Linked DNA regions of Homo sapiens: region 2 is linked to region 1. A link is an interaction called in ENCODE POLR2A ChIA-PET data of the cell type or tissue named here. Cell type or tissue: CD4-positive, alpha-beta T cell. All regions are shown on one strand.

Evidence for each region. ChIA-PET counts read pairs that join two places held together with the same protein. Peaks named below come from ENCODE experiments on the same cell type or tissue, not always from the same donor. Only the 100,000 strongest peaks of a DNase experiment are listed, where the experiment ranks them.
Region 2: POLR2A ChIA-PET joins it to region 1 with 8 read pairs; 3 of 35 experiments call an interaction of 5 or more read pairs at or near these places.

What each region holds. Positions count from the first base shown.
Region 1 is chr10:22,687,450-22,689,949 of GRCh38, reverse strand. All of the region lies in intron 1 of PIP4K2A (phosphatidylinositol-5-phosphate 4-kinase type 2 alpha), which reads left to right. Among named protein-coding and RNA genes, the nearest start is that of PIP4K2A, 26 kb to the left of the region's middle. In CD4-positive, alpha-beta T cell, no CTCF peak of the experiment used is centred here; no DNase peak of the experiment used is centred here; H3K27ac peaks cover 459 bases.
Region 2 is chr10:22,803,867-22,806,366 of GRCh38, reverse strand. No RefSeq gene overlaps it. Among named protein-coding and RNA genes, the nearest start is that of PIP4K2A, 91 kb to the right of the region's middle. In CD4-positive, alpha-beta T cell, no CTCF peak of the experiment used is centred here; no DNase peak of the experiment used is centred here.

The DNA.
Region 1 (2,500 bases):
TCCAGCCTTATTCAGTGATGTCCTTACAGGGACCTTGCTTTTGTGCATCAGTCTTTTGTGACATGAAAATGTTGCTAAAGAAAAACTTGAGCAGTTGGTAAAGACATCGCAAGGTGTTGTGGCAACAACCATCAGTTTGCAGTGATTATGCTATGGTTGGTTGTTCTCATATGTTTCCACTTTCTTTGCAGTAATACCTGTATGCATTATTTACAATTCCAAATTGAAGCCATCCATTCCTTTACTGTCATGCACCTTGAAATCTGTTTACAGTCATCCCTCAGTATCTGTGAGGGATTGGTTTCAGGACCACTCCCCATACCAAAATCCTGAAGATGCTCAAGTCCCTGATACAAAATGGCATGATGTTTGCATTTATACTGTGCACATCCTCCTGCATGCTTTAAATTCTGTCTCTAGATTATAGTACTTAATACAATGTAAGTGCTATGTACATAGTTGCCATACTGTGTTGTTTAGGGAATAATGGCACGAAAAAAAGTCTGTACATGTTCAGTATAGCTGCAACCATGGTAGGCCTAGTTACATTTTCCATCGGATGCGGAACCTGAAAATATGGAGGACCTGTTGTGTGGGCTTCATCTAGGTGATTAATGACATAGCAGAGCAGTGTTTTTTTGTTGTTGTTTTTTAAAAATATTTTTCAATGTACAGGCCTTTATTAACTGAGTGCTCAGAAGTAAGCTCAGTGTGTGTCACAAGCATGGAGATGGGGGATTGCTCCCAAGGAGAAGAGAGGGGGTGAGGGGCAGCTTGGGGAGTGAGGAGGGGAGGAAGGACAGTGGGACCAGGGCTAGTCCCCCACCTCCGACACCCTAGCTCCTGAAGAGTTCCACCAGACCCACCCTTGTGCTCCTCGAAGAAAAATCTGCTAAGGAAGAAGAAAAAGATAGGTTAGTGTTTTTAATGTGACAGACAAATGAATCTTTAAGTGATTCCTTGCATGAATCTAATTCTTGATGATAGCCAATTATTTGAGATGGGTGATAAATTATAACAAGCCCAGACCTTTTACCCTTGGCTCTGGGTATGCATATATGTAAGGAACTTAATGGTAATAGGAACACCCCGTTATCCAGTCTAATAATAAACCACTAATTGTACCAGATAAAAAATATTATGAACTGAAGACCTAATATTGTTGAAATGTCACAACTTCTGTGAGTAAAACATTTCAGCTGGGCACGGTGGCTCATGCCTATAATCTCAGCACTTTGGGAGTCTGAGGTAGGAGGATCACTTTAGCCCAGGAGTTCAAGACCAGCCTAGGCAACGTAGCAGGACCCCATCTCTATGAAAAATAAAAAAATTAACCAGGCATGGTGGTGAGTGCCTGTAGTCTCAGCTACTCGGGAGGCTGAGGTGGGAGGATGACTTGAGCCCAGGAGGTCAAGGCTGCAGTGAGCCAAGATGGTGTCAGTGTACTCCAGCCTGGGCGACAGAGGAAGACCCTGTCTTAATCAGTCAATCAGTATTTCATGCTTTTAGATACTTTGTGGTTTTCCCACCAGATACTGTCACTACTATCAAAGAACCACGTAAGGAAATTCTGTAAATGGTTCTTAACTTTGTGCCAGACACCTGAGAATGTGCGCAGGTTTATTAGCTATAGTCCTTCATCTTGAGTCTGTATAGAATCCTGTCCTCTCCTGATACTGTACGTAAGTTACTCAGTGTTACCAGTTTTCTTTTTTCTTCATGTCGCTTTCTTACTGTATTCAGAAAATTTTCTTCTTTAAAAATATTTCAGATTATTGTCACTTTGGTGGACCCTTTACTCGTCTCTAATAAAATGTGAACTGAATACATTTTCAGGTGAGATGTTTCAGTTCATGCTGTGGGGTCTCCTGTCTGTGTGAAGATTTGACCTATGGTGTACTTTCTCTTCATTTTTTCCCCTATTTCTTTTTCTAAAATTAATTTTACTCTGTATATTTGAGGTTTACAACATGATGCTATGGGATTCACAGAGATAATAGTGACTATAGTGAAGCAAATTCATCTATCAATGATCTCGCACAAAGTAGGCCCTTTGTATCTGCATGTTCCGCATTTGCAGATCCCACCAACCACAGATCGAAAATACTTGGGAGAAAAACAAATAATAATGTAACAATGAGAATAATACAGATTTTTTAAAAATGCAATATAACTATTCACATAGCATTTACTTTATATTTGGGATTATAGAAATGATATAGAGTATCCAGGAGGATGTGTGCAGATTATATGCAAAGCTGCGTCATTTTGTATCAGGGACTTGATCGTTGCGGATTTTGGTGTCCTGAGGGATTCCTGCAACCGGTTGTCCACTGATCTCAAAGGATGATGGTAGTTAATTTGTGTGTGTGTTTGCATGTGTATGCGTGTGTGTGTGTGTGTGTCTGCTTTCGTAACGAGTAACTAAAACCTATTTATTTAACAAAAATCCCCAATACAGTTTTATGAACTCTAGGCCTCATGTTAATACATGAGGTCT
Region 2 (2,500 bases), 120 kb before region 1:
CTCCAAGCACTCTCTGTTGGAGCTCCTGAAATCCCTAAGCAGGATGAGTTCCTTGATGAGATCCCAAGGTACACATGTGCTTAAGGAGACTTGTTTTTTCAAAGAAAAAAAAGACAACAACAATGTGAACAGTGTCCTTACATCTCTAAAAATTTTTTTTTCCTTTGGTTCTCTTCATGTGGGCAATATATTCCTAACAAAGGGATAATGAAATAACTAATTTTCTGAGTTGCATCTTAGGAGCATCTGCTATTAGAACTGGCCTGCTAAAATCTCATTCTTCCCTTCTAAATTCTGTCTTCATCTCCATTCCTGCCTTCTTTCTCATTTCTTACACCAAGTAATTGTACCAGGATGCACCCTGGTACAGGTGCATTCACTGCAATGTTCTGCTCTGGAGGACAGAGCCCACGTTAAAGGGCATCTGTGTGTTTTCAATGCATCTTGTCCCTTTAGTGACCATTCCTCAGCTATTGCTAAGTTTCATTTAATTGAGCTGGAGTCATCATCTGGGAAAGGCAGCGAGACCAACAAGAATACGAAAGCCTCTCAATAAACCTTCAAATGTAGGTGGGAAGGGAGAAATAGGACTGTATTAGAGGATAATTTCAGAAAGTAGGCAGGAACAAAGGACTTGCAGAACAAACAGACTCCAAGAGAGTCATGTACGAAGCAGCACCTGCTGATGACTGCAGAAATGAAGAGACGGTTATTATCTGAATACTCCAATAGACTGGCATATTGTTCTGGCCCAGTGCCAGGCGCACGTGATGATCTGGCTAGGATTATTAGAGCTCTTCTGTTAAAGCACAGATCACATGTGTGCTGAGAATGTGTTCTTTCTCTGGATTTGAGGTGACAGACAGCCATATCACATGCCATCCCTTTTTCCATCCTGATTCCAGCCAGGCAGTAAACCAAATCCTCACCCAGTCTGTCTCCACCATGTGGTTTCCCTAGCCAGCTGAACAAAATATTTTCAGAATGTGGAATGTAAACAAAGTTCCTACTGTTAGCAATTCTGTGTCATTTACTTGTGGTTTATTTTATTTTACTTTAAGTCACATTTAAATTCAAAAGATTGCCAGCCTGCATGATGCATGTAAACAAATCAGAAATATAGATTAGAATTGCAACTGATTAGTTAGCTGTGAACGTGTCTGTTCAAATGGAAGAAGGGAGAGGAAAATCTATTATGCTCCTGGGATATTGCGTCTCCAAAGGAAATTCATTTGTGAGAAGGGCTTTAAAAGCAATGACTTCCGTCATTTGTGTTTTCTACACACTGGTTACTGTAAAAGCTAATAGAATACCTAGGCGGAATCTCTGCTTGGGCTCACGTAACACAGCTTCACAAGGAAACACAGGGAGCAATTGCAAGAGGGAAAAGGAAGACCTGCAAATACACCTTAGCAGACGGTGATCACAAAATATGTGTCCCTCGCACTACTGGAGATGTTTTTCAAGAAAATTCTATTTTCCAGGTTTCTTATTTTTGATTGTTTAAAAGTATATGTCTACAATGCATGATGCTGAATGATAAAGGTTGTATGAACCTTCTGATATTCACTAACAATCTGAATCAAAGTCGGGCATGGTAGCCTCAGCCCTTAGGGAAGCCAAGGCAAGCAGATTGCTTGAGCCTTTTAGTTAGAGACCAGCCTGGACAACACAATAAGACCCTGTCTTTACAAAAAAATAAGAAAAAAAAAATTAGCCAGGAGTGGTGGCATGTACCTGTAGTACCAGCTACTTAGGAGGCTGAGGTGGGAGGATCACTTGAGCCCAGAAAGTCAAGGCTGCAGTGAACTATGATCACGCCACTGCACACTACTGTGGATGACAAAGTGAGACCCTGTCTCGAAAAAGAAAAAAAAAAGGAATCCAAATCAAGATTTGCCTTTGTTTATACATTTCATCTAAAATATCCTCTGTCTTCCAAATCAATAGGGAGCTAAAGTGGGCATAACAACTTTACTATTAGGTAAATATTAGTAAAATATTTACCCACAGACCTACACGAGTAATGTTTTCCTAGCACAGTGCCATGAACTATACATTTTCTAAAATCTTGTTGACACTTTAATTACACCATCCACCTTGTTTATATTATTTGGAAGCTGGTAAGCTAATGTGAAAATTAACTGAATGATACATTTCTTTGAGTTCTTCTTGGTATCTTCTGAATTGTGGTCAAGTAGCAATCCTAGGACCCTAGATGAGCCAGGCAGCAGCAGACGCAGATGCCGGTGAACTCACTGCATTTCATCTTCAGTACTACCTTCTTCACTCAAAAGTAATGGCTCACCCAAGGGGTCTTATTACACTTTCTCAAGTTATAGCAGCTGTATCTTGATTCACAAAAGAATCTTCCTCAGAATAAAGCCCCGTGGAAAAAGGTTGTGTGCCCTACAAGATTAGGCACCTGGAGGATTGGAAGAACAATCACCTTGAACCACACATTATTTGGATCATTTGGCAAAAGGAAAAGCAACTTCCT